3 separate regions of the Homo sapiens genome follow, and all the other regions are linked to region 1. The links are chromatin loops, found by intact Hi-C in ENCODE. Cell type or tissue: gastrocnemius medialis. All regions are shown on one strand. Links, peaks and the distances in the headings refer to the core of each region. The heading gives the core; the rest is flanking DNA.

What was found. Hi-C counts contacts between places; a loop is a spot of excess contacts. Peaks named below come from ENCODE experiments on the same cell type or tissue, not always from the same donor. Only the 100,000 strongest peaks of a DNase experiment are listed, where the experiment ranks them.
Region 2: it touches region 1 in a loop (5-fold over the local background); 37 of 110 quality-filtered maps call a loop at or near these places.
Region 3: a loop joins it to region 1, with 4 times the contacts of the local background. A loop is called at or near these places in 46 of 110 quality-filtered maps.

What each region holds. Positions count from the first base shown.
Region 1 is chr6:108,995,897-109,006,048 of GRCh38, reverse strand. It overlaps SESN1 (sestrin 1), which reads left to right. Exons shown (of 10, transcript NM_014454.3): 2 at 3,706-3,771; 3 at 4,561-4,761; 4 at 5,376-5,558; 5 at 7,294-7,536. It also overlaps a transcript of ARMC2 not described here. Among named protein-coding and RNA genes, the nearest start is that of ARMC2-AS1, 77 kb to the right of the region's middle. In gastrocnemius medialis, for the core only: no CTCF peak of the experiment used is centred there; DNase peaks (open chromatin) are centred at 3,434 and 3,788; H3K4me3 peaks cover 2,684 bases; H3K27ac peaks cover 8,000 bases.
Region 2 is chr6:109,077,533-109,087,684 of GRCh38, reverse strand. The region is part of intron 1 of SESN1 (sestrin 1); the gene reads left to right. Among named protein-coding and RNA genes, the nearest start is that of SESN1, 12 kb to the left of the region's middle. In gastrocnemius medialis, for the core only: a CTCF peak has its summit at 5,370; DNase peaks (open chromatin) are centred at 3,324, 5,174, 6,424 and 7,484; H3K4me3 peaks cover 4,168 bases; H3K27ac peaks cover 8,000 bases.
Region 3 is chr6:108,939,066-108,949,217 of GRCh38, reverse strand. The region is part of intron 12 of ARMC2 (armadillo repeat containing 2); the gene reads right to left. Among named protein-coding and RNA genes, the nearest start is that of ARMC2-AS1, 20 kb to the right of the region's middle. RefSeq lists an enhancer at 3,301-3,857. In gastrocnemius medialis, for the core only: a CTCF peak has its summit at 5,046; DNase peaks (open chromatin) are centred at 3,227, 3,997, 4,357, 4,957 and 3 weaker places; H3K4me3 peaks cover 2,093 bases; H3K27ac peaks cover 7,476 bases.

The sequences.
Region 1 (10,152 bases), core at 622-8,621:
TAGTTGCTTTTTCAGTGTTATTCAAGAAATAAGCCGAAAACTGAAAGGCAATTTGGTTCTCAGATATCATTGACTAGTGTTAGGGTGCCAGCCACAGTCTAGAAACCCCACTTTACCCTCTCTTCCTCTGCTACTTCTGAGAAATTAGACAGCCAAATCTGTTAGACCTTATACCTAAGACTAGAATCTATAACAAAAGACTCACGTTTGTATAATTTGTAAAATTCTATAGTTTATAATATAGATTATAATCCCACATAGTTGGGATTGATGGTATTATTATTTTGTCATCATCCCTATTTTACAGATTAGGACTCTTCAATTTGGAGGCTAAGGAAGAGGGGAGACAGTGTTATTAATATGCCCACTAAATTTGGCAATAGGGATGGACTTACAAAGACAAGAATTACATAGAACCCTTGCCATAAATATAGGAAATACTCTGTTTCTCAAGCATTCATAGCCACCTTCTTGGAATTGTAAACCTATTGTTTTATAATAATTTGGCATATAAACTATATATTTGGTAGAGAAATAAAACCAGAATAATATAATTTGTATACCTCTTTGTTTCTAAACCTATGTGCTGTCAATCTGGCCACATTTTTAAAAAGGTAACTACCTTTCATGATGCTAATGTATTTGTAAGATAAAGGCCTAGAAATTGAATCAGTGAGGTTTTTTTTCCTGCCTACTGATAACATAATATATACATATTCTGCACTTTGCTTCTCCTCCCCTTCCCCATTATTGTAATATAACTTGAAGAGCTTTTAAAGTCAACTCATGTAGAAGTGCTTCATTTTTTCTAAAGACTGCATGCTACTCTATTATATGGTCATGCTGAACTTTATTGAAACAGCCTTCTATTGAACACTGAGATTGTTTTCAACCTCGTACTATTAGAAACAATGTTGCAGTGGTTATCCTTTTACGTATGGCATTTCACAAATGTGAGCACATCTGTAGGTTAACACTTAGGATGGAATTGTTGATTCAAAGGCTATGGGACTTTTTAATTTTGATCACTATTACAAATTGCCCTTCCTAGCGGTTGTAGTAATATATTCTCTATACTCTTTTTTCTCATACTTCAAAACACTCTCATCAGCAATATATAAACAATTAATGACAGTTTCTCTACCCTTTCTCCAATACAGCCTGTGATCAAACTTTTTGATCTTAAGCAATCTTTTTGGAGGAAGACAGTATCTCAGCATAGTTAACTTGCAGTTGTTTTGAGTGTCAAGCATTTTTCAACCATTTGTATTTTCTTTTCCTTGAACTGTGTTGTTTGCTCATTTTTAAAATACGATTGTTGGTCAGGTGCGGTGGCTCACACCTGTAATCCTAGCATTTGGGAGGCCGAGGTGGGCGCATCACGAGGTCAGGAGATTGAGACCATCCTGGCTAACATGGTGAAACCCTGTCTCTACTAAAAATACAAAAAATTAGCCAGGTGTGGCGGCACACGCCTGTGGTCCTAGCTACTCGGGAGACAGGAGAATCACTTGAACCCAGGAGGCAGAGGCTGCAGTGAGCCGAGATCATGCCACTGTACTCCAGCCTGGGTGACACAGCGAGACTCTGTCTCCAAAAAAAAAAAAAAAGATTGTTGGGGATTTTCGTATTGATTTATAGTAATCTTTCTTTAAAATTTAGCCCTTTGTTATTTGAGTGGCAAATATAATTCCTAGCTTTCTGTTTACTTTTGACTTTGTATATATTTATTTTTCCCATGTGAAAGTCTTTATTTTTATGTCATTAAATTTATCAATCTTATATTTTATGACTTTTGGCTTTTGTGGTATTCTTAGGCCTGCTGCACTCCATGAGTGTTTTCTTCTAGTACTATAATGTTTTTTGCTTTTTTTCTAAGTTTTCATTTTTTTCTTACATTTAACTCTGATTTATTGTGGGGTAAAGCATGTTATAGTGTTCCAGCTTCACTTTTTTTCTGAATGGCTATCCAGTTGTCCCAAGATCATTTGTTGAATAATTCATTTTCCCCCATTTGAAATGACACCTTTTCGTATACTAAAGTCCCAAGTCTCTTAGTTATAAAACAGTAATAAACCCTTGAAACAGGCATTTTCCTAAAATACATTTTGTTTAAGTAAGACAGTTTTCAAGATTAAAGAAATTAGAGGGGATAAATGTTAATTTTAGCCTTAGTTTTGTCCAATAGGTATTGTTTCAAATGTATGTAATTGGATGAGAAATTCAGCAGTTAGAAAAGCTAAGAGTCATCATTGTATATAAATGGCTGCTATTGGTGCCAAAATTATATATTGAATAACAGGGATGTCCTCTGGCATTCATTACAGGATGTTAAAATTGAGACACACACGTGGCCAGACCAGTGAATTAAGTGCCTCCTCTAATGAAGGGTATAATGTTAAAGCATTACTATCTTCAGTGTAAGGATGGACTAACCAGGGAGAAGTCACCAACCTCCAGTATAAGATTATTTTATTTAAATATTATTTTATGAATTCTGTTGGCAAATATAAACTACTTTGAATCTTGATGTCTCCTAATAAAGATTACCTTCACTTTTGTCCTTCCTGCTTAATTTTTAAAAGCCTGTTCTGCTTTAAAGACTTTCATTTGCTGGGACCAGATTTCTTGGATTGCTGACACATGTCCTTCTCTCTGTGCACCCACCCCCACCCCATCCCCACTTTTTTTCTTTAAAAGGAAAATATCTGGTTTATATCATGAAGAACTTTAAAAGCAGTAAGGAGAGAGTAGAATTATATGAGTATTTAATTATATATATAATATATATGAGTGAAGGGGTTAATCTTTAATTGTATAAATTCTAAAAAAAATTTTTAAATGACACTAGATAGGACATAGGCCTCAAAACAACAAAAAGTTGAAATATATTATTTTAGTTTTGTTTCTGTAAACACACTATATGGGGAGGGTGAGGGAGGGAAAGGAAACCCTAACAGATTTTCAGTTCTTGTTAACCATACTACACCATCACATAAGGTACAGGATTCTAGAGTCACTGTGTCAAATGTCAGAAAACTATTTCTCAATTATTTGAGCTTCTCTAAAATATAATATGGGCAAGATTGATGACATCCTGTAAATAAAAAAAAACTTAATTTAAGGCAAACTTACAAACAAAATGAGTTTCTCTAAAATTATTTAACTGCAGAGAAAACATGCCCTGTAGTGCTGTCTCTTGTGAATTTAGTTTTTATTTTTCATAAATTTACATTCTAACCGTGAGGTGTTGTTTTAGATGTAATAATAATTACACTTTTTCTAGTTTAAGACACCTAGGTGGAAGTACTGCTTTTTCATTTTCTGACGATGCACAGGGATTGATATTTGGGTTGGTTGAGTTTTAGATGTACAAACACACTGGTCTTATTTTGTATCACTGATGATCCACAGGGTTGGCTGCTATGTGCTGAACTTTCTGTTCTAGACTTTCTGCCAAGTACTTTATGCAAAACTCTGGTTTTAGTGAAACAGGTTTTATTGTTTTTAATCAGAGTTGTATTATAAGCTGTTGTTAGCTATGTAATGCTAACAGAAGAGTTGGTATGTATATACAGCCATGAAAACAAACCATCAAAACAAGCCTGTCTCTGTTCGACTGGTTGTTTTTCCCTCCCATTCCTTTAGCCTCAGTTCATTTTGTTTACTGCCAAAGGCCTGAGATGGTGTAATTTTCTTTTCTAGGAACTTGGCATTAGAATTCCTCGACCACTAGGACAGGGACCAAGCAGATTCATCCCAGAAAAGGAGGTACGTTGTTTGTGAAAGTACATAGTGAACTGTATGCTTTTAAGGAAGAGCTTTCATGACCCACATGTTGGCATCTGAAGAACTGTTGGTCAACAACATGTTTTAGTCAGAGTTGGTTGCAGTTAATCATTCTTTGGCAGTGAATCTGTGGGAATAAAAAGCTGTTGTACTTGTGTTGATTTCTAGTATTTCATGATGTGTTTTTAACACCCATATTTAATCAAGTAAAGCCAAGATTTGTTTTTGACCAGTGATACAACATCTGCTTATATTTAGATGTTGTTTAGGTGTGCCCATAACCTGAGTTACTTAGTCTTGACTGTCTCCACAGGCTGATATCAGTGCTAGATTGGATCTTTAATTCTATATATGTATAAAAGCATCTATGCTTTATTTTCATAAGAAGTGTATGCTATTAGTTAATTTTAGTTCTCCTTAAATTGAGTGAGAGTAGGCGGTTTTGTAAAGAAAGGCTTTAGTGTCTGTTTGCAAGCTCTGCAAATTTGATAATCTAAATCTGCTTCTTTATCTGGATTCTGGCCAACTCTGCAAGCAGCCTATCTAGATGGCCTTTAATGTTCAGCCTTTGTTGTTTATCCCCTACTATATAATATGTAACTGTTTATTCTTCTGTATCTTTCAACCAGTTGAGTTTAAATTTGTAACCCCTCTTTCTTAAGCCAGATTTAATCTGCTTCTAAATGATACTTAGAGTGTAGCGCATGTATATTTTCTTCCCTTAACACCAATTTACCATTTCAGTAACCATGGTTTTTCTCATTTATACAGATCCTCCAAGTGGGGAGTGAAGACGCACAGATGCATGCTTTATTTGCAGATTCTTTTGCTGCTTTGGGCCGTTTGGATAACATTACGTTAGTGATGGTTTTCCACCCACAATATTTAGAAAGTTTCTTAAAAACTCAGCACTATCTACTGCAAATGGATGGGCCGTTACCCCTACATTATCGTCACTACATTGGAATAATGGTTTGTAAACATTCAGTGAAAAATTGTTTTTGCCTATTTTTATTAATCTCTTTAAGAGACAGTTAATGCTTTAAACACAGGGATAAATACTTAGATTATGATATATAATATGATTCCTGTTGCACAGTCTCTGTTTTTCCTATTTTTAAATAAGTACGCTCTCAAGTATAACAGAAAAAGAAGCAAGTATTTATACATTGCTGAGAACCATTCTTCATTAAATAAGTAGAACACAAGTTCTGTTTCATTATTATAAATAGTTCACATTGACATAAGTGGTGCTTCCTGTTCAAGATGTAAATAATATTCCATTATTTTATGATTGGCACCTTAATTGAAGTTTCTTCTTAATCTGAAGTTCTGAAAGTATATAGATAAAATGTCTAAAGTTCAAATACTTTTATCAGATATTTTGTTTGTTCTTGGAATATTTCTAAGGTTCTTACAGTATTTGAATTTTTAAAATGTTTATATAAAAACTGCATTTCTGTAGTTTACGGAAAATTTGAAAACATACTAATAAACTTAATTAGCTCTTTTGCATGTTGTAAATAAAAAGGATATGTAGTTCAAGGTTTTAATATTTATAATTAGAATAATCTTTTTGTTTTAAGGCTGCGGCAAGACATCAGTGCTCCTACTTAGTGAACCTGCATGTAAATGATTTCCTTCATGTTGGTGGGGACCCCAAGTGGCTCAATGGTTTAGAGAATGCTCCTCAAAAACTACAGAATTTAGGAGAACTTAACAAAGTGTTAGCCCATAGACCTTGGCTTATTACCAAAGAACACATTGAGGTAAGCAGTGGGGTAATATATCTTGGGAGTCATTTCAGACTTTTTTAGAGCAGTTTTAGGATTACAGAAAAATCGCACAGAAAGTACAGAGAGTTCCTATTTTCTACCCCCTGAATCTCTTCCCACAGATGCACATTTTCTTCTGTTACAGCATTTCTGTGGTACATTTGCTGTAATTGATATATTACTAGTAACTCTATAGTTCACATTAGGGTTCAGTCTTTGCATTGTATCGTTCTACACATTTTGACAAATGCCTAATGTCACGCATCCATTACAATATCATATGGAATAGTTAGTACCCTAAAAATGCCCTGGGTTCCACCTGTTCATCCCTTTCCCCCCCTTTCCCCTTCCCCTAAACCCCTGCAACCACTCATCTTTTTATTGTTTCTATATAGTTTTGCCTTTTCCAGAATGTCATACAGCTGGAATCATACAAAAGTATGTAGCTTTTCAGACTGGCTTCTTTCATCTAGCAACATCCATTTAAGGCTTCTTCATGCTTTTTCACGACTTGATAGTTCATTTCTTTTTATCACTGAATAATTCTCTATTGTATAGTTATGCCATAGTTTGTTTATCCATTCACCTATTGAAGGACATCTTGGTTACTGCCAGTTTGGGGCAATTACGGATAAAGCTGCTGTAAACATTCATGTATAGGTTTTTGTTTCTTGTTTTTTGTCGACAAAAGTTTTCACCTCATTTGGATAAATAATTAGGTGTGCGATTTGTGGATAATACGGTAAGCCTACGTTTACCTTTGTAAGAAACTGTAAAACTCTTCCAAAGGGCAGTATCAGTTTGCATTCCCACCAGCAATGAAGCAGCATTCCTGTTGTCCCACATCTTGGCCAGCATTGGTGTCAGTGTTTTGGATTTCAGCCATTCTGATAAGTGTGAAGTGGCATCTCATTGTTATGCATCTTTATGTTACGTTTTAAATGCCATGTTAAGCTAGTTCTGGTTCTATTTATTAATAGAGATAATAGAGTAAAAGTAGATTGATGTTCTCTAAAATTGTCTACCATGCACTATAAATTCTTAGAGATGCATCTTTTGGTCTTATCTATTTCATAGAATAGATACTATTAGATAATTAAAGATATTATCAAGAAGATACAAGATTTGAATATATTAATACAATGCCTATTATATATTGTCAAGTAAGGAAAAATTATACAAGATTACAAAATAGATAATGAAGCAGAAGTGACACAGAATTGAATAGAAGAATTATAGAAGTTATATATAACTTTTTGATGATTTAGGAATATTTAATCAAGTTGTTCAAGCCACTATCTTAAAAATTCCTTGAGGAGGCCTTATAATAAACAAAGCACAGGCGTTTCACACAGCAGCTTCTACTTTTAAACACAAATTTATTACATTTGCTTTGAGATTTTGAACTAACAACACAGTAATTCATTCATAATCCAGCATCTGAAATACAGCAGCCACTTTTAAGCAAAATGCATTCTCTTACATTTTAAGTCAATATTTCAGAAAATCAAAATAATAGTGAATGTCTTAACAGATTATGTTAAGTTCTATTTGTGAATGCATATTCATAAAAATTAGCAAATTCTGGGTTCTACATGTTTCAAATGATAATTTTATGCTAGGCTTTGTATGATGACTCATGTTTTCAATAAATTAAATACTAAAATGAACTGTATACTTTTACCACACCCCAGTACAAAAATATATTCTTTTTTTTTTTCCCCCTAAGGGACTTTTAAAAGCTGAAGAGCACAGCTGGTCCCTTGCGGAATTGGTACATGCAGTAGTTTTACTCACACACTATCATTCTCTTGCCTCATTCACATTCGGCTGTGGAATCAGTCCAGAAATTCATTGTGATGGTGGCCACACATTCAGACCTCCTTCTGTTAGCAACTACTGCATCTGTGACATTACAAATGGCAATCACAGTGTGGATGAGATGCCGGTCAACTCAGCAGAAAATGTTTCTGTAAGTATTATTTGTCATGAGATTGTCATAAAACTAATCACAATAATTGCTGTTATATTATTTCTTCAGTTGGCTTCTTAGAAAAACCCACCCTGTTAAGACTGTGGAGATATTGGGCCCCTATATCTATTCATTCAGTAGGGTTTTATTGACTGCCTCACATGCTCATCACTAGTCTAGGTGATATACAACATTTTACAAAAGTGATGTACAAAACTCTAAGACCCTGTAGGAGTTTACATTTAGATAATTTTAGGATCAGGAGCCAACAGCATGTGTCCCGTCAGGACCAAATAATATTGATTGGCTACTGCAGTGACATGAGGGAAGGCTGAAAATAGTGTGGCCTGGTGGTGGAGACTTTTTGTGCCAATCACATTCTTCTCTTTTGCACAAAATAAACAGTCTGGCTTCTTAATTTTTTATATTTCAGAAGATTTAATCAACTTTGATCTAGAAATTTCTCTCTTCAGAATTCTTTTTCATGTTTAACTTTGCACCAATATAGAAGGTGATATCAGGTGAATGTAAATGTGTTAAAATGCTTTCACCTCTATTCCTTCTGTTCCTGGCTTTTATATATTCTTAGTTTTGTTACTCCTTTGAAACAGAGCAAGTTCAGTTTTCTATAAGCAAATTTTAATTCCTGTATATGATGAATCAAAATCTCCTTCTGCATTCTTTTGTTGTAGTGAAAAAGCAAGGGTTTATTTTATGCTTCAAAAATAAATTTTAGAAGCAGTACCACAGCCATCTGAATGCTTTACATGCATTTTCTGAGTTATATTATCCCTTTGAAATAGATTTGACAGGTTGAATTGCCTTTAATTTATATATTTGACTTCGGGCAAGTTACTGAATCTCAGTTCTTTTGTATCTAAATAAAAGTAAAACACAAAGTTATTGTGAGGTTTAAATGAAATGTCTCTAAAGAAGTAAAATGCCAAGTACAGCACTTAGCATTTGTCAGGTGCTAAATAAGAGGTAGCATTTACATATGGTGAAATTAGCACAAGAAAGAATAATTTTCCCAAGGTTGATCATAGGACTGCCAAAGACCATCAGTTTCACCCTCCTTTGAGCTGCCTAGATTCATGTTATAGGCCTGCATATGGCCACTGATTATTTTTCAAAGCTTGGCAGTCAGAAGAGGATCCAAGAGAGTATTCAGTTGCTAGAATGCTAGGAGATGGATTCTTCTCCTTGCTACCAATAATTTAGTACAAGGCTAAAGAAAAAAGTACTTGATTGTTTCTAGTTCTCCTTCTATTAAAAGAATGAATAGTGAAAGAAGATAATTTTTATTTCTCTAATAAGCTTCCTATTCCCAGGTAAGTTGGATACTTTTAGAAGGTTTATGGCCTACCCTGATGACACTTTGACAGTGAGCTGATATGGCTTGTTCTTTAGGTACATATCCAGTATCTGACTCAGCTCTTCAGATACAAATGGTAACAAACAAGAATTTTCCCTCCCTCCCAACCCTGGAAACTACTTATTCATTTCTTTACTCTCTCCATAGTTGTCTTTTCCAGAATGTTATATAGTTGGAATCATACAGTACGTAGCCTTTTCAGATTGGCTTCTTTCACTTAGTAATATACATTTAAATTTCTTCCATGTCTGTTCATGGCTTGATACCTAATTTCTTTTTAGCACTGAATAATTTTTCATTTTCTGGATGTAGCAACATTTCTTTATTCCAGTAGCTACTGAAGAACACATTGGTTGCTTCTAAGTGTTGGTGTATTATTCTGTTCTCATGCTGCTAATAAAGACATACCCAAGACTGGGTAATTTATAAAGGGAAAGAAAAAAGAGTTTTCTTACACAATTTTAACATTTTAATATTAAAATGAAATGCCATTTTTTTTTTAATCCCAACTTTAGCAGATCAGTGAAGGAACAAAGAAACCTACTTTGTTTCCTTTCCCTCTTATTTCAATATAATTTATCAAGAATTACCTTTCCTAAGAATACTTAAAATTTGGGCTCTTTAAGAGGAGAATAGGTAAACAAAATAAATTAGTGACAGATAATGTGAGTTGACAGAGATCTTTTTTAAACTTTGAGTCATCCTGTCATGAAACCTAATCCTTTTCAGCTATTTTTTATTTGGTTACTGACTCTATGTCAGGAATAACTGGGGAAAATGCATGCATGCACCACAAGAATCTTCAGTATCGTCATAGAAACACTTCCCATCATGAAAGTCTTAGAGAAAGGGCTTAATACTGGGCATTTCAGTATAACTGTTTGGATCAAAAGAAAATGTAAAGCACAAGTGATATAGATTGTCTCTTAATATAGAATTATCCTGAGAGTCATTCTCCAGCAAGTATTTCTTGAATATCTACTATGTACCAGGTACTATGCTAGGCTTGGGATATATACAAGTAAACCAAACAGATTTCCTACCTTTATGAAGGTTTGGTCTGGGAAGGGAGCCTGCATTAAATCAATATCATGCGAGTAACAATTATAAATTATGATTGGTCCTCTGAAGGAAAGAGGAGAGGGTTGTGTTAGAATAATTGGAGCTTGTGGGGTAAATGACAGTGTTTACAAGGATGTAAGCTGCTACCTGAAGGATCAATGGGTGGAAGCCAGGAAGAA
Region 2 (10,152 bases), core at 1,298-9,297, 81 kb before region 1:
GGAGCCAAAAGTCTAAGGTAGTGCATGTCAAACATTCACTGCTGACTCTTAGATATCACAGCAAATATGAGAGTCCTCTTTCAATATTTACACTAAGCTTCTCTCTTCCATACCACTATTTTCTGGCCTTTCTTATTTTATTGATACGTTGTGAACTCGGTCCCTTTCCCTCAGAAAGCCTTGTGGCTTACTTCTCATTGCCTCCTCTCATTCGTGTCTTTGACCACTTTCCTTCCTTGCTTTTGAGGCTCAGAGAATATTCTTTATTCTCAGGTTTTCTGTCCTTCTTTGGATAAAGAATGTGAAGAAACTGAAGGCAAATCTTTAACTTTTTTTTTCTAAATTGTTTGAAGACAGCCAATTTTTTTTCACTTTCTGACTTACAGGAGGAATCATATCTGTACTATCTATACTCAGTGTCTTCTTTATAATATATAAATACATCCTGTCCTATGTTTTGACTCTTCAGAAAGATCAAAATTAACAACAGTACTCTTTATGTGTTCAGATTTCGTCTATTTTATTTTATTTATTTTTGTTTATTTATTTATTTTGAGATGCTGTCTTGCTCTGTCGCCCAGGCTGTAGTGCAGTGGCACGATCTTGGCTCACTGCAACCTCTGCCTCCCGGGTCAAGCAATTCTCCTGCCTCAGCCTCCTGAGTAGCTGGGATTACAGGTGGGCGCCACCACGCCCAGCTAATTTTTCTATTTTTAGTGGAGACAGGGTTTCACCATGTTGGCCAGGCTGGTCTTGAACTCCTGACCTTGTGATCCACCCATCTCGGCCTCCCAAAGTGCTGGGATTACGGGCATGAGCCACAGTGCCCGGCCTGATTTCATCTATTTTATTCCTGTTGGAGTGCCCCCATTGGCCTCTAACATGAAAAAAACTGATTCATTTAAAAAATATTTTTCTAACATAGTTATTTTGTTTACAAATGGGATATAGTATTTTGTACAAAGATGTTAAACACTTGCATAGTAAATTTTACTTTAAGATCATGGGTTGTTCATGACATCATGAAGGATCCTCTAAAACAATGGCTTAATTAGAATTTTTTCTCATTTTCAACACTTTGTGTCCTTAAAGGTGCTGTATGTGCAGACCATTCATGAAGTAAAAGAATTAGAAAGTAGGTGTACTGTTGTCTTTGTTTAGAGTTATATTTATTTTTCTCTTGATAAGCCATGAGAAATTTGCAAAATATCTTTTTACCATTTGAATAGGTAATTAATAATTCAAACTGCTAACTTAAGGATTGTTGAAACTTTGGTCTGACAGAAAGTAGCTGTGGAATCTTGGGTATAATAAAGGATTCTTTTTGTTTTTTGAGATGGAGTCTCACTCTGTTGCCCAGGCTGGAGTGCAGTGGCATGATCTTGGCTGTCTGCAACCTCCACCTCCCGGGTTCAAGCAGTTCTCCCTGCCTCAGCCTCCCGAGTAGCTGGGATTACAGGTATGCGCCACCACACCCAGCTAGTTTTTAGTAGAGATGGGGTTTCACCATGTTGGCCAGACTGGTCTTGAACTCCTGACCTTAAGTGATCTGCCTGCCTTGGCTTCCCAAAGTGCTGGGATTGCAGGTGTGAGCCACCGTGCCCGGCCTAATACAGGATTCTTAATCACTTAAAATTTTAATAAAATGGGCACTACTTTGGGTTATGTATTAATCATGAAGAATTTTATAACTTAAAAATAGTCAGTGTTTATGTTGTAGCAAATTAGCATGGACTGGAAGGAACCATAGACATGAGAAAAATCTTAGAATTTGTGGAAGAACAGAGTTGATGCTGGTCAGGGAGGGCAGCGTGCTTAAAGTGCTTAGAAGGATGAAAGTGCTGCTGGAAGTACATCAGCACCAAGCAAGCTTTGCCACCAATTCTAATCTCTGCTTTGTCAGAATTTCTCAAATCAGTTTATTTTTTCACACGATGGTAAAATATCTAAATTTTTAAATAGAAGTCAGTGGAAAATAGGGTTTACTTTGACACATTGTTTCTAGCTCACATTTACTACATTAAGTGAGAAAGATTTGAAATGACCTTAAAGAAATTACTTAGTACTTTAATTAGGCTGGCAGAATATACTCAGGAAATCAGATTTCAAGGATTCTTCAGAATATTTGGTGATTGTATTTCTGTGTGTGTGTGTGTGTGTGTGTGTGTGACGGAGTGTCACTCTGTCACCTAGGCTGGAGTGCAGTGGTGCGACCTCGGCTCACTGCAAGCTCCGCCTCCGGGGTTCACGCCATTCTCCTGCCTCAGCCTCCCAAGTAGCTGGGACTACAGGTGCCCGCCACCAGACCCAGCTAATTTTTTGTATTTTTAGTAGAGACGGGATTTCACCATGATAGCCAGGATGGTCTCGATCTACTCACCTTGTGATCTGCCTGCCTCGGCTTCCCAAAGTGCTGGGATTACAGGCATAAGCCGCTGCGCCTGGCCAGTGATTGTATTTCTAGGGGCATTGACACACTAGAAATTTAGGTATGAAATCCTTAGCTAGATAGTCACACTATGGGAACATTATTTTTATGCTTGTTTTTTTTTTTTTCTGTTGGTTGCTACACTGATAAGCCAGTGTCAATAAAGATACATGTACCATAAAGTTACTGTATAAAAGAAAAAAAAACTTTAAAAGATGCTTGTTTTTTTAAAAGTGCGTTTTTCGCTGGAGATACTTTGAGAGTTTCTGTAGGATGACTATTAGGAGCATTTATTAGATTTTCCCAGTTGGTATTTTATTATTAAAATCTGTCTATTACGAGTAGACTCACAGTTTGTGGCACACTTTTCAAATAAATAGATTAAAAACAACCTTTAGTTTGTAACAAAAAAATTCATGTTAAATTTGGCAACATAATAATTATCTGTCTTCTCATGTTCTAATGTCTTTTATATAAAGAAATCTGATAGATTGTAATGAAATAGGGAATTACCTTGGAAAAACTAGATACTTTTAGCTTTATATTTTACATAAATATTACCTTATTTTTAATTTTAAAAGTTAGAGGTCTTCTTAGAATTATACATTCTTTCATTTATTATAAAATCACCTTAGGACAATTCCTAAGCTTTTATTTATTTTTTGTTTGTTTGTTTTGTTTTCTTTTGTTTTGTTTTTGTTTTGAGACCGACTGTTGCTCTTGTTGCCCAGGCTGGAGTGCAATGGCGTGATTTCAGCTCACTGCAGCCTCCCCCTCAGGGTTCAAACGATTCTCCTGCCTCAGCCTCCCAAGTGGCTGGGAATACAGGCTCCCGCCACGATGCCCGGCTATATTTTTAGTAGAGATGGGGTTTCACCATGTTGGCCAGGCTGGTTTCCAACCCCTGACCTCAAGTGAACCGCCTGCCTCGGCCTCCCAAAGTGCTAGGATTACAGGCGTGAGCCACTGTGCCTGGCCTAATTCCTAAGCTTTTAAACAATACTAAAGGGAAAAAAATTTATGACATGAGCTTTGTGGTTTATATTACCCAAATAAACTTTAATATGTATATATAATCATTCATTGAATATACATATTCATTTAGTGAATAGTATTAATTTAGTATTTTAACTTGAAAGTTGTTTAAATTGACAAACTGACAAATATATATGCCTTGAAAAATTAAACATATGGGTAGGATAATTTTTACTTTTATTGTAATATTCAGTAAAGTGTAATTAGAATCTTTACCTTACTAAAAGTGAGCATTTACTGTTTTGATACCTCTGTGTTTGACAAGCACTGCACACTTGTCTTTAAATTTTACATGATTTCATTTTCTAGCTAGTTGGCAGGTGTTAGCTGTCTATAATTATAACTGAGTAATTTTTCAAATGCTATTCATAGCCTAAACACAGCAAGACATTCTTCCAATCATGTGATAAAAACTGAGCCTTGCAAAATAGTGGTAGAGTGATATGTTCAATGGTACCGAAGGACATATTTAAGAGAAGCCTTTCAAAAGTAAAAAGTAATTTAAATGTTAGGGAGACAGGTTTTCTCACAGTGTAAGATCTCTCAAAGTCATTGATAGTGATTATACCTCAAATTAAGATGTATCTACTTTCTCATTGAACAAGTTAAGGTATACATTGACTGACTTAAATTATAACATATGACCTTTGTTGATGACAGTCATTCTGAGTATGAAAAATTGAAATTTTGTTGAGACAATGTAAATTTTACCATTGAACCTAATGAATCATTTCTTCTCATTTCATTCATTAGATTTGTGTATGTGTGTGTATCTACTATCTGCCAAACCCTATGCTTATCTATTTTTTGACATGGGAAAGAAAAGGCTATGTATTTCACTTAAGTTTAATAAAGGTTATACTTTAAAAAACAAAAGAAACTTTTTATTTCTGATTTACTTTATTTCCTAACCATCTATTCTAAGTATCCACAGTCTCACTTTGACTAGAGATCTTACTTCAGAATGGTGTAAAGGTCATGTTGAATTTTCTTACTGGCCATGTGCTCATGAATAAATTAACCTCTACAGTCTCAGTTTCCTCATCTAGTAATTGACATTTTATTATCTCCCTTGTGGTATGGTTCTAAAAATTAAGAGATGACATTGGTAAACCATTTTGTAAACTTTAGTATACTGTACAAATTTAACTGTGAATAAACTCTTTGAACCTTTGTTTACTTATCTGTAAAATAATAATAATACTTCATACAGTGGGTTTGAGAATTATTTGAACGTGTAAAGCATGTAGAAGTAAACCTAACACATAGTAAGTGCACAACAAATATTGGTGATGATTGTGATGGTGATGATAATGATGCATTTGATCTAGATCTTCCATCTAATGAGTCAAACTTGAAACTGCCATTAGTTTAGAAATGGATACGCTTGATTTTTACGTGATTGACTTTCATACATCCCGCACTTTATCCACATGTATTGAAAATCCCTAATTGCCTTTTGTACATTAAATTCCATTTTAATACATCGTGTCATAGGGTACCACTGCCCCAGTGTAAGTGTTAGTAGTTGCCCAAAGTGACAGCAGATCTGGAGCAACCAGCCCTTCATTGGAGTCCAGCATCATTCTGGTATGCCAGCATGGCACCAGCAGGGAGAGGTTGCAGAGAGGCAGCTGCATGGATCATCCAGGTGATCAAGTGCACATGGAGAGACCCATGGCCAAAGTTTGTGCTTCAGTACCTGGACAGCATTGGAGGATAATGGTCAAGACCATGGGCTGTGAAGTTAGTCAGACCGGGTTTAAGTCCTGCTCTGCCAAACTGTGTGACTGGGCAAGTTACATAACCTCCTTAAGCCTCAGTTCCCTTACAGAGTTATGAGCAATGCTTACTGGAACCCAGTAAGCACTCAGTGAATGTGAGTACTTAGTATTCTATTCTGCCTCCTTCCTCTAGGGGAGGAGATAGGAAGTTGAGCCCTCTAGCACTATATGCCCTTAGAGCCCCCAAGTCTCCAGCCAACTGAGAAAGTTTTAAGCTACTTTAAAGGTTCATTGGTCCTAGGGGAAATAGTGCCTCTAGGAACTACAAGGATTTTATAAATATTGTTTTAGCTCTCTGGGAACTGGATTTCCCTTACACTGAGTTAGTCTCTTATTTCACTTATAAACATTTAAATTTCAACGTGTCTTCAGGGACACATAATATAGGAAAGCAAGTGATTGTTTGTATGCCGGTATTGCCAGTAAGCAACCGAATACTCTGCTCCTGGTTGATTCATGTCTAGTACTCCAAGCAAGTTATCTACTACAGAAGTTTCTTTCCTTGACGGTTTAATGAGGACATTAGAGCTGCCCTATCAGTGTTTCTACTGTGCTTCCCCCAATGGGAGCTTGACATACTAAGCAGAAAGTCTTCAAAACAGTGCTTTCTGTATCAGACAGCCTGATATAATTTAGAAGAAAGGAACTAAGCAAGGTTGAATTTGCTTGGTAATATCTGGCAGGTGTCTTTGGGGCTCCTGCTGAGCTCCCAATGCCTGCCTAGTTTATCTTCTGTGAATTGGGGTGGATGGGAGGGGAGGGGCAGAGGTGGCACCAGACTTTCCTGTCTGCTTTAAAATGTGCCATGGGATTGGAATCAAGTTGTCTTAAAGAGCCATTAGCAGTCTGTATGCTTTTGAAAACAAGAAGAAAAGGCATTCTGTATGCCACACCTAACCCTTAGCCCTTTTCATGTAATAATTCATTCAACCTTCCCAACATTGTATGAGTAGATATTTTTATTCCCATTTTATCTGTCAAGAAAAAACAAGGCCCAGATGGGTTAAAAACTTGCCCAAGTTATCATAGCTAATGCAAGTTGAATATGTCTTATCCAAAATGCTTAAGACCAGGCTGGGCACCATGACTCACACCTGTGATCCCAGGGTTTTGTTGGATTGCTTGAGCCCAGAGTTCAACACCTGCTTGGGCAACATAGTGAGACCTCATCTCTACAAAAAATACAAACATTAGCTGGGCATGGTGATGCATGCCTGTGGTCCCAGTTCCTTGGGAGGTAAAGTAGGAGGATTGCTTGAGCCCAGGAGGTCAAGGCTGCAGTAAGTCAAGATTGCACCACTGCACTCCAGCCTGGGCAACAGAGGGAGGCCTTGTTTCAAAACAGAACAAAATGCTTGGGACGAGAAGTGTTTCAGATTTCAGATTTTTTTTTTTTGGATTTTGGAATATTTGCATATGTATAATGAGATATCTTCGGGATGTAACCCAAATCTAAACACAAAATATATCTGTTTTATATATACCTTATCACATAATCTGAAGGTAATTTTTATGCAATACTTGGAATAATTTTGTGCATGAAATAGTCTGTATTAAGTACTTGTGTGTGGAATTTTTCTACTTGGGGTGTCGTGTCAGTTCTCAAAATGTTTCAGACTTTGGAGCATTTGGGATTTGGGATTTTTGGATTAGGGATGCTCAGTCTGTAAGAGGAGGAGTCAGGTTTAAAACCCAGGCTGTGAGACTCAAGAGTCTGTGCTTTCCAACATTATACCTCATTATCTGAATAAAAATTTAACGTTAAGATTCCTAACAGTAAAAATATATTACTTTCTTTCCCAAATTGTTTTCCTTCAAGGTAAAACTTAAAACTTTTCTAGGGGAAACCACATTCTCAGATGTTATTAAGTTGCATATCAAGTTCTTATTTAAACCTTGACCCATGTTGAAACTGATTTGAACCCTACTGAATCTTCATGTTTCACTGTGGTGTATAATTTTCATTATGTTGTCATTATAAAAGTTGCCTGATCGCAAGGATTCTATGGACTGAGATCCTGGAAATATGGTGTATAAAAGGCTTATTTTTATATTAAGAGATTCCTAGTAAGATGATTTATTTAATGCACTACCTAAAAGAAAATTTGGTATATTTCCATGAGCAATAGACTCAAGATTAGCTTTGAAAGTTAAAAGAGCATTCTCCTAGCTAGTTCATTGTTGCCATGACAGTGCTGGCAGTGCAAGTGTTGTAGTAACTCCTTGCAATGATCTTATTTTAGACCCTAACGTTTGCAGTGCTGAACGTCCCCTTCCCCGCCCCACAAGTAACTCTAGTGGAAAAGTACTGGTTTTATAACTGGCTTCTGGCTTTATAGCTGAAAGACTGCACTATTGTGGGCTTGAAAAAATAGTGTAGGAGTGTTGAGTATTTTTCCTGTGGATTATAAATGTTTGAAATCTCCCAAAATACGGTTTTGCATTACATATCATACAGCAAGTTGTTTATAGCTAAAAAGAAAAGGAGCCTCAATTGTCTTTAGAAATCAAGCCTAGGTTGTATAATTACATTGAGCTCATACAGAAATCATTCTCCCATTTGTATGCTCATGCATACTTCAGATTCAACTTATTCTTTTATTCAGTTATTATGGAAAATTATCATTAGAATCATAAAGGATTGTGTTTAAACAATGTAGAAAAGTACTTTTTTGCATCCCTTTCATAATTCAGCATTTATTTCATAAATTGTAACATTTTAGTCTTGATTTCTTAAAAAGCAAACTCACCTAAGTTATATAATGTTCAGAAATTACTCAATTTGAACTGGGTACCCGAACCAACATAATTGTTGAAGCATTTTTAACTTTGTTGCTTATATGTTTTAAATTAGATTTTAAAATACCTCATTGAGATTTTCTAATTGTAAATCCTATTATGACAGTACCATTAAGCACAAAATATTTGCAAATTTATAAGAGTAAATGCCATTTTTGTCCTTTTGCATACCATTTGTTAGGTCAGAGTTTTGATATGTGCGCTAAAAATCTGTTATAACATGATGAAACAAAATGATTTTGGCAACTGACCTTGTCAAGGAAGATGGAAAGTCTAACTGTTATACCTCATTAGTGACACCTGCTTTTTTCTTAAATACTACATTAAAGCTTAATTCATCTTCCTTAGGTGTTAAAGATTTAAACGTATCTTGCATGATTGGGCCTGTATTGAATATTAGAGTATGAATATCAGACAATCCCTTTTGTTTCTTTTTTTTTTTTTCAGTTTAGCACAGAAAAATAACTTTATAAGCAAAAATTTGACCCCAGGCTAGAATTGCATTTAGCCTTTCCACCAGGCAATGAGAATTTATCAGAAGTGTGTTTATTTTTATTCTCTTAGTGGTAATTATTCCGATAAAGAAATATCCAATTCCAGTCTACAATGGTCTTTGATGGCTCCCTCTTTGAATTTGGAAGTAGATATATAGTAATATATGAAGATTCAAACCTTGAGATAAATATTCTTTCATTTCATACAATATATTATTTTAATTGGTCAGAATGAGACTAAATTATGATTAGCTCCTTTCTCTTGTTAAAATACAGAATTACAGGGTTGTTATTTTTTTTCCTGAATCCCACAGCACCTCTATAGCAGACCTCCCTCTCCACCTAAGGCTGAAATAAATATGCTTTTTAAAGATAAGGTTAGAATTCATTTAAAATATTTCTTTATGTCTGACACTGTTTTGGCATTGTGGGGGATGTAAAAACAAAAGAAAACAACTATTGCCCTTAAGAATTTTGTAATGAAAATCGAAGAACAAATTAAGACTGGCTAAAAATGTGAAATTTTATGGTACTGTGTTGACAACAGTGCAGCTGTTGGTGGGACAGTGCATCATACAGCCAGACTTTCTAGAGGGCAGTTTGAATATTAGTCCAAACCTTAAAAGTGTGTACATGTTAATATATTTATGATATAAATGTATTATCTATATGTCTTTTATATACAAGTGGGTAATTAAATATCAAACAGCAGGGATTATAGACATAAAGGATTATTATTTATATTTATATTTTATTTTATTTTGAGACAGTGTCTTACTCCATCACCCAGGCTGGAGCACAGCAGTGTGACTATAGCTCACTGCACCTTCAATCTCCTGGGTTCAAGTGATCCTCCCACCTCAGCCTCTTAAGTAGCTGGGACTACAGATGCACACCACTGCACCCAGCCAATTTTTAAGTTTTTTGTAGAGACAGGGTCTCATTATGTTTCCTAGGCTGGTCACGAACTTATTGTAATTATTGAAAATTGTTTTAAAATGTATGTATAGGAAAAGAAATAAATATACAAATTTAAATAGAAAAGACAGCTTTAAAATAGTATGTAAAATATTTATTATTATAGAGAAGAGGGAAAAGTCAGGAAACTCATGCACCAAAATATTAACCATAGTTCTCTTTTAGAAATAGAGTTATTGGTGATTTAAATTTTTCTTTGAATAATGGTAATCATTAGTAATTAATTTTTGATATGACTTGTTTAATGAATTAAAAAAATTAAAATCACTTAAATGTATTGAGTGCTTACCATATGGCATTGTGGTAAGCATTTTACATATAACATTTGCAGTGTTTCCATGGGTTACAGGTTTTGAGGAAGAGATCTTTCCCAAACAAAAGAAGTACACAAATATGCATGAACCCACTCACTATAATGTTAGATTAAGTTTCTGATTTATTTAGTCAAGGAAACGGGAAGCTCCTAGGCATTCTCATTGAGAAGAAGTACTTGCAGCCACCTTAGTGCTCTTTCCTTGGACCCCAGGGTTCCCAAAGGTGGGGTGCAGCTGCTGGTGACACTGTCTGATCATGTGGGTCACACCAGATCTGCAAAACTCAGTTCATGCCATACTATTGTCTTTTTATATTTGGG
Region 3 (10,152 bases), core at 964-8,963, 57 kb after region 1:
TGGAATTGGGCTCTCTTCTCCCATTTCCATAAAAGCATGTTAAACAAGACAGGAAAGGCATTATGAGTGATTTTAAGTGATTGCTTATTTAATTAATATTTGCATTTTGTACCCTAAATTGTTACCAGGACTAAACAATTTACCTCCTAAAATGTCATGGCATCTTCTAAGGGTGCTGGATTGTTTTTTTTCTTCCTAGGCCTTGCCGTTTCACCTCCATCTACCTGGTCTTGCTTTTCTCTGAGTCCAGCTCAGTAGGCTTCTCCAGCCCTGTCCCACCTCCAGCTATCCGTGTTGATTTGCCAGGATTTAGATCAGATCCTGGTAAAAAATAGATTTCCTTAGTGGTCATCATTCTTCAAAATTCAAATGACCTCTCCCCACTGTCACATGCAGTCTAATCTGGGAAGACTAAGTGCTGCTTTTCTTTTTCTAAAAATTCCCTCAGGCCCCTTCCTCTTCTAAAATTCTTCGATTCTGTCATCTCTGTAGGTCCTAACGTGGCCGAGATTAGTAAGCCTCCAGTGCAGAAGAAGAAGCTCTAGGCTGTAGGGCAGGAAGAGTTAACACTGTTATAATACTGCTTTTCCTGCTTCAGATGGAAAAGGAGGGGGTGGTTCCTGGCAGCCGCGGTGCCAACTGAAGCATGGCATGCGAGATCAACAAATGGGATGGCAGATTGCGCCGTCTGCAGCACCAAACTTCCAGCAACTGCTATCTCTGCTTACTGTTTTTGTCCTGTTTTTCAGGGTTAGCTAAGGCACTTTTTCTTTTCTTTTTTTCCCCTCCCTTCTTAAATATATTCTACATGGACCTAGGGATCCTGGAAGAGGCCAAAATAGAAGCCATCTCACAGGAGGTCAGCAGAGGTAGTGTTTTCTTATCTCCATGCCAGGGCTTGTCTTGACTCATCTGGAATCCTGAAGAAGGCTGAGCAAGTCAGCTTTCTAGGGCCCCTCTCCTCACCATGGGTGGCCTCTGCTCCCAAACCGTGCACTCCAAGGTCCTCCCTACTGAACCAAGGTCTGCGTTGGGCAGGATCATGGAGAGATTATCTACTGTTCCACAGCCCGAGCCATCTCAAGTCTATAAAATATTACTTAATATTCTATAAAGATTTGTAAAAATTAAACCAAGGCCAAAATCATCTATTTAGAGAGAGCACCAATTCCACAGCGGAAAAGGATTTCATCAATATGCAGCTCTCCTTTGAGGCACACATTCTCTCCTTTATTCTTAGACAATATCTGAGAATCATCTATAAATTAACACTCCATTTTTATAGCATTTTTATTAAATTTAACACAATGTTGCATATTCATATCATAACTATGTGATTTTGAAATAGCAAACTGAAGATGAATCAAGAGAGAGCTTTTTTTTTTTTTCCTAAAGAAGGCAGTCTAGTATAACCAGTTCATATCGACTTTCTAATTTTGCTTAAAACAGAATCAGCCTAGCAACAGCTACGGCCAACCAGAGCTTAGACAAACAGATACACTTAGAGGAAGAAGACTGACCTCAACAGAGCTTTCCAGTTAGAGCCTGAGGGATATTGTCATTAGTTTCGCAGATGTTATGCCCCAATGAGCAAACAAGTTACTCAATCTGAATGGGCCCCACAAGCCTGTGAATGAAATTACTTTAACTGGAATAAAACCAGGAACAGGGCACTGCTCACCAGGATGGTCTATGTCCAGTTCCAATGGTGGCAGCATTGGCAGTAGCTGTTGCATGTTACTTTCCATGGGAGAGACATTGGCCTAAAGCCAATGAAAGACATTTTTACCCCTATTTAGAGATGTTGAAACTGAGGCTTCAGGAGACTCATTAAGTAAGCCCAAAGTCAAACACTGGTGAAGAGAAGAGGCAGGACTTGAACAATCATCTCTGTACACACAGATGGTTTCCAAAACCACCTTCAGCCCAACTCCTCATTGCTAATCATCATCATCTTCCCAGTCCCCCAGCCCCAGCATCTCTGATTCCTCTCTATCTCATCCCCTCACCAAGCAGTCACCAAGTCTCCTCGACTCTGTCATCTCAAAATGTTCCCCAGCTCCCTCCTGCCCATGCCGACCTGGGCTAATCTGCCTGTAGACTGTTGTCAGAGGCCCTTTCCAGGCTCCTCCCTCTGCCATCAACCCTAACACCACTTCTTAAAGCACAGCTCTTCCCTTTGCTCAAAAACATCTACTGCCTATTAAATGAATGTCAAAGCCAGCATCTAATGCATCATCTGGCCCCACGCAACCACTTCTTTGCTACCTCACATTACTCTCTGCCCATGGCCAGCCACAGTGAACACATTCCTCCCCGACTCCCACACCCTTCCTCCCGTACCTTAAAATAACTCATGTGCATAATGTTGACTGTGGGGAAGAAACAATATCAAGCTGTCACAGAAAGAATAAACTATGTTCAGCAGACTCCACTTAGGAGGGAACTGCTTCCACTAAGTAAAGGAACACATTTTAGAAAAATTTGTAAGAATGGGTTGAAATGGAAGGGGATGTAAATATACTTAAAATCCGAACTCTCTATTAACCAGAAAATTAATCAAAATACCCTGTTTAAAATATGGTTACAAACTTCTCGTGCCTGAGAGCTGAATCAGGATTTACAATTTGCTTTGTTTATCCAACTTACCACCCTCAAACAAAACTCAAACATTAATTGAGCTTGCAGGTGGCTTGAAGAACAGATAAATTTTAGCAAACTGGAAGACAGACTGTGCACTACTGCAAAAATGCTAACTGACCATAGGGCACTGAAAGTGGGTCAAGAGTTTGCCTACGTGTTTAACTAGATAAAATCGAAGAATCTGAAATGTTGGAGACTCAAAGCCAAGAATCTAAGTAGAAAATCATTTTAAAACCAGAAGAGATTACGCTTGATTCCTCCATCCATCTATCTGTTCTATCAGCAATCATTTATTGAGCACCCACGATATGCCTCTGAATGTCACTCAAAAGTACCAGGCCAATGCTAGAATTTCACTGTGCTAAGTTCTTTTTCAAGCCAGCAGACATAAATCAGGCATTTGGGTTCCGTGCTGAGCGGGGTAAGAGCCAGTTCCACAAGGGCAAAGCCGGCAGGAGCTGGAAAGAATGAACAAGCTAAGGGCGTATTGTACAGCCTGCCCGGTCAGGGGCGCAGACCAAGGCCAAGGCTGAAAAAAGGAGCAAGCTCAGCCAAATGCTCTCAGCACCCGCTGGGAATGTGCCTGCAGAGGGGCTGGGAAGACAGCCATAGGGCGTGCTCCTGTCAGGCAGGAGGCAGAGGACAAGCTGGGAGCCAAGTCGCCCTACAAAGGCACCAGGGGAAGGGGTGGGGGCACCTTCCTAACCAATCCTTGATGGCCCAAAGAGGATAGCGGGGAAGAGAAGGCACCTCTCTGGAATGCTGAAAGGCTGTGGTCACATTCAAGATGAACAGCTAGAAAAATGGAGGTGGTTTTGCTTTCAGCCCACACTGTTCAGACATTCCAGCTCTCATTTCTGATACCACGATGGCTAAGCATTCCAAATCAGTGTTCACTGTGCATACATGGCTGAAGACAGCAGCTTATGCCTATAGAAGTCTAAACAGAATGAGAGAGGTAGGACTTTAAAAGCAGCACAACCAAGAATGAGTCTGGCAGTTCCCAGGGTTTGCAAAGGCTCTGACGACAGTCCTGCTGCATCTGGAAGCTCTGTGGTAAAAGAAACAAGAAATTAACCGTATCTAAACGTGGAGAGAGTTAAATGGTCAATGGACACATGTGATAGGAATGTAGACAAAGGTTGTTCTTTTTGATCATGACCTTTGCAAAATATTGCCAGTCTTTTGAAAGTCTTATTTGAGGCATTTTACCAGATCTCTTGCCTAGTAGATATTTACAGAAGAAATGGGGAAAATCCCTTCATGTTCTTCCAAAAAACAAACCCAAATGTATTTTCCTGAGATGCTAAATGTAGCAACACTGACGTCAGAGGCGCCTCCTGAGGCAGGCTCTGCCTCCCAAAGGCTGATAGCAACCCCACTCCCTCCTTCGTTATTAAGCCCATCTGCTTGCACATTTGTTTTGTACCAAAAGCAGTTTACACCATAAAGCAGACAATATGTGCACATTTCTTAAATGAGATTTGTCATTTAATTGAATTTTGGCCAGCATTTTTAATAGATATTTTACCTAACTCTAAAGTTTAGCTTTCATACGGCATTAAGCCGAACGAGAGGCTGTTTCATCTCAGTTTTTGTGTGTGTGGGAACTGGAGTTACTAGTTGCATCATGGATCTTGGACAAATTAACCACACAGATATGAGCCAAAGAAGTTTCCCTTGCTCTCCCTGCGGAAGTCATTTATGAGAGCTGGGAGGAGTAGATGCCTTTTCATTGAGACTGTTGGTGAGCCAGAAACCCAGGCCATGCACATAACCATCACATACAGATGGAAACGGAGGCCCACTTCACTGAGGGCCATTATGCAAACAGAGGGGGTGTAAAGCGGACCATATTCTAAGTGAACTCATCACTCTCAATTTAACTGTTGCAAACTACAACATTTAGATATGGGTATATACTGAACTGTCTCAAAACACGATATCTGCAGGAATTATTTTAAAGATGAAATTTGGTGCTTGTTTCACTAACAAATGAATCAGCAACTCGCAGCTTGTCTAGCCAACTGAACTGAAGGCACCCTCCCTTGGACAGGCGGCTCTAAGGGTCCTGAGGAGTAGAGCCTGTGCCCATCTCTCCTGAGGGAGCCACTCTGGCCAGTGCTTGAAGCCTCATCAGTGTGATGAGCACCTTTTTCAAACTAGATTTGGTCCCAGGACTTATTTTGACACAAGTCTGGCAGCGAAAATTTGTGGAAAAGACTAATGTACCATCCTGTGTTCTCCAGCTAAGAAATCATTCCTCAGCTGCCTGTGCAAAAGGCAAAGGGCCAGTGGTTCTTACCACTTACTGGGAAGCCTACATTAGCACCTGGTGGGTCTTGTCAACTTGGTTCCTACTTTGTCAGGAAGAATCACTGTCAGCTCTGCTCCTGTAGAGAAAGACTGACTCTGTGTGGCTGATTTGATTAATCACTTTAAAATCTTTTGAGGTTTTATGGGAACCCCTCTGCTGTCAATACTGGAGAAAATGGTTTTAAAGAACCACCTTAATAACTTAAACCATAGGGTCTCAAAACCTGCTGTTCATTTGAGTCACTTGAGAAGTCTCTTAAAAATAGGTTCTTGGGCCCCATCCCAGACCTGAATCAGAATCTCTCTGGGTGGGGCCTGAGCACCTGTATTTCTATTTTTAATTTAAAAAAATTTTTAATTAAACTCAAATTTTAAGTTGAAAATAGGTTTAAGGGTTCCTTTTGTTTTGTCTTGTTTTGTTTTTTTGAGACAGGGTTTCACTGTGTAACCAGGCTGGAGTGCAGTGGCTCGATCTCAGCTCACTGCAACCTCCTTCTCTCAGGCTCAAGTGATTCTCCTGCCTCATCCTCCCAAGTAGCTGGGATTACAGGCATGGGCCACCAAACCCAGCTAATTTTTGTGGGTTTTTTTTTAATTGTTGTTGTAGAGACAGAGTTTTACCATGTTGCCCAGGCTGGTCTCGAACTCCTGGCTTCAGACGATCCATCTGCCGCAAAGTGCTGGGATTACAGGCCAATCTGAGCCACCTGTGCCCAGCTAAGCACCTGTATTTTTAAAGCTCCCCAGGCAAATCTGATGATAAGCCAAGTTGGGGAGCCACTCTGATTTAAATCAAGAAAAAATTAGAAATCTCACCACTTGAATACCCATTATTTGTCTTTATAATAATGCTTTTTAAAAAATAATATGAATTCTTGTAAATATAAATCCTTATTCCTCATCAATACCCCTCACAGCACAGTTGTATAGAAAAGTGAAACCACACCACAACCCCTCCTGTCGATGGACTTGATTCAGACTTTATATACTCGAATATATAAAGTATATTCAGACTTCTCATATGTTGAAATCAGACTTTACCTTGACAAGAGAAAAAGAATGTAAAAATAATGGAAAATTTTGTGACTTTTGGTATCTTCTCATGTAATTCTAATTTTTATCCCCTTTAATGGAAAACAACAGCAGATGGGGAGGAAATATTCTACTTCTTCCAACAGCAAACGGCCCTGGTGCTACCTGGTTCAAAACAGGATTTCCCCCTCTGTGGACGGCAGCAGCGACCGGCAGCTTCCTGTGAAGCTCCCCATCCGCTGATAAGATCAGTTCAAGAGGCATGTGTAGGTGACATTTCATTTATCACTATAAAGGGTTTTTTTCTTTTCTTTCTTGTTCATTTTAGATTTCTGTTTCTATGTTTTTTGAAAACGCGATTAGCCATAAACATGATTTGATTTAAAAGTGTGTCTTAGAAAAATGAAACCTATGCTGATCCTAAATGTAGTCCTCAGGCTTTCAAGACAGAAGCAATACTAACCTCCCAGAACAAAAACAGGGAAGGTCTACTGACTCTTTCTGATTGTCTAATCACTTGGCAATGGCTGTGTATATTAAGAGACTACAAAGCTTCCAGAGTATTTCTCTACAACCCAAGTTAGTCTTGCAGGGATGTTTCCAGGAGCTGAAAAAAAAAATAATTATAGGAAGTAATAATTCTGTTTAAATAAGTTGCTGGAAGGCTGATTCAGGTCTCCACAATCAGTTCCAAGCCTCAACATTCAAGTAAATCCCAGTTGCGGCAAAGTGTCTAACCACTGCAGATCAATACACTCACATCAGAACATTAAGAGGAAAAACAAATCATATTTGATCGGCCACCTGGGACATGGGAAACATGAAACTAAGATGCCATGCTGGTCTGAAGGGATTCTGTTTTGCTTTTTATGGCAGCCCACCCATGTGAAAATTGTGGGAAAAAAATTCTTATTATTTCTTCCTCCAAACTAGGAAGAAGAAAGTACATATTTAAGGAAGAAGCACTCGAGTACTAGAAAAAATATTTTTTAACACCTTACAGGTGCCAAAGCATTTCACACACTCAAAATTCTTTCTTCCAGCACTTATGAGCTTACTTTGCCAAGCATCATCTCGGTCTATCAGGACAAAGTCTGTGTTGTTTAGGAACTCGCAGTAGTGGATAGGGCAGCTGCATAATGATAACCATTTGGAGAACCACTAAAGAAATGTTTATGAAGACTTATGGGAATTTCTGGTTAATGATTTTAGGAAGTGGTTGGGACACACAACTACTTCCTTGTAGCCTAAACTCTTTCCCTGCTCTTCTAAAATATTTTGGTTTTGAGGAAAATATAAATTATGTATTTTTCTTACTGGAAAAAAATCAAAGTAATGACTTAAAACTACAACATTTCAATCTTTATTATAAGTAAAAGTATTGAGTCAAAGTATAATTTTTTAAAAGTTAAAAACATGACTCTCATGGGCTCATAAAATGAACACACTTCAAAAGTATTTAACTCATTAATGAGGGGGCCGATACCACGGTAAACTTTGTTCCAAGCACAACTGAAGAACCGGGAATTTACAAGCACTTAAAATTTCTGGGTTATATACAAACCTGACAAATGCCTACAAAGTAATAAAACCATAACTTTTGAGGTGATCCTGTCTACCAGATTGAAACCTACAAATTAACATGTAACTTTATTGTGTCTGGTATCTAACCAAATAGTAAACAGCAAGTTCAAACACCAATATGTTGGCCTAGGGAATTAATCCCTGATTGGGTCATTAAACAATGCCCTGGCATGCCTTTGTCAGGACATGCCTCCACCTATTCCATACCTTATCGCTAAGATTTGTATAGTTTTTCTTAATAATAGTGAAGTGGTTAAGGCCATAGGCATACTGCTTGGGTTCTTAGCTCTGAGTGTACTAGCTGGGGGTATCAGCTATGTTAAAGTCTTAAAAATGTTGCACTGATGAGGGAGAAATTGACTGGTCTTGCTTGGGAGGCCTCACAGGGGAGCAGACAAGAGAGCTACAACTTGAAATATGGAATTGGCTTTGAAGAGGAGAAGTCACAGAGAAATTTCATCAGAGCCCCTTAGGCTCTTCTCATTAAGTCTGTTCATATTCAATTTTATTTTAAAGTTTTTAGTCTAAAATATCTGTCTGTCTGTCTGTCTGTCTGTCTAGCTAGCTAGCTAGTGATCAATGGCTCACTGCAACCTGGGCTCAAGCAATCCTCCCGCCTTAGCCTTCTAAGTAGCTAGGACTACAGACATGTGCCACCACGCACGGCTAATTTTTTGTTTATAGAGATGAGGTCTATGTTGCCAGTCTTCTCTCTCTCTCTGAGATAGGATTTCACCTTGTTGCCAAGCTGGACAACTAGTTTCACTAGAGGCTTGCACCACCACGCCTGGCTTATGTGTTGATACTGGAGTTAAAAAGAAATTATTTAGGCAGATAGTGAGGGTAAGGAGGTCCTCGGTAAGGTTTTCCTTTTAATGAAAAGCAGCCCCCAAATAATTTCTTTTCTAATAAAGAGCAGCCTGTAAAATCAAGCTGCAGACATAGAAAGGCAAGCTAGAAGCTTCCACGGGTGAATGCTGCCAGCTGTGCCAATAGGAAAAAGAATACCTGGGACTAGGCATGTCCACTATGGCAGCTCCATCTTCCCTTCTCTTTGCTAGCCACATGTACAGTAAAGAGCAGGTAACATGGTGCTGGCCAAGCAAAAACACCATTTGTATAATAAGAAGATTAGGTTGGGGTGGCCACCTTCCCTGCGTGCTATGTAAACATCACACCTGGTCCAACCAATCTTTGGGCCCTCTGTAGATCAGATATTGCCTCCTCAAGCCTGTCTATTAATACCTGTGCATGGGCCAGAAGTTCCACTTGGGTGCCTCTCTCACGCGCAGGAGAGAGAGCTGTTCTCCTCTCTCTTTTGCCTATTAAACCTCCGCAGTTAACCTCACTCCATGTGTGTCCATGTCCTTGATTTCCGAGATAGAGTCTTCCTCTGTCACCCAGGCTGGAGTGCAGTGGCACGATCTCGGCTCACTGCAGCCTCTGCCTCCCAGGTTCAAGCGATTCTCCTGCCTCAGCCTCTTGAGTAGCTGGGACTACATGCTAATTTTAATAAGCTTGGTTATGAGGTTCCCTTGCTAATTGCAAACAAATAATTGCAAAAAAGCAGGTAAAGACTACCAAAGGTGGAGGTAGCAACCAATAGAAAAAGAAGAGAGAGAAAATCTACAAAGAAGATGCAGACATTTAAAGAACCTCATCAACAGACTCAGGCTTCACATGTGGGACAAACAGTCTCTACAGCAATAATTAATGCTTATAATAATGACCTTTGGTATCAAGAGGTTAAGTTAGTTTTAATATCTTCTAAGAAGGAAGAGAAACATGCAATATGTTTGAATATGATTTTTGCCACAATGATTAAGTTTAGTGATGAAAGTGATAACATGCATTTCTTTGATGGTTCTGAATAAGCATGTTACTGTACATGGTTTACAAGGTGCTCTCTATTCCTCTTTGGAAATTAAAATAATTTTAATAGGTATTTTAGTCTGTTCTTGCATTGCTACAAATAAATACTTGAGATTAGATAATTTATCAAGAAAAGAGATTGAATTGGCTCATGGTTCCGTAGGCTGTACAGGAAGCATGCTGCTGGCATCTGCTCAGCTTCTGGGGAGGCCTCAGGAAACTTTCAATCATGGCGGAAGGTGAAAGAGAAACAGGCACATCTTACATGCCAGAGCAGGAAGAAGAGAGAGAGCAGGGGGAGGTGCTACACACTTTTAAACAAGCAGATCTCAAGAAAACTCACTCACTACCACGAGAACAGCACCAGGGGGATGGTGCTAACCCATCCGTGAGAACTCCGCCCATGATCCAATCACCTCCCACCAGGCCCCACCTCCAATCCAGGGGATTACAATTCAACAGGAGATTTAGGCTGGGACAGAAATCCAAACCACATCAATAGGAACATAAAATTGTAATATACATCAACAGAGAAAAATGTGGTTTCTTAAACATGAGTTTTGCTTTTCAGATAACCATTGGTCTAACGTGAAAATTAGTTTAGTGAAAAGTATAGTAAAATTTTATGCCAATTTAAACTTTAGGATTTTTAGGCTGGGCGCAGTGGCTCACATCTGTAATCCCAGCACTTTGGGAGGCTGAAGT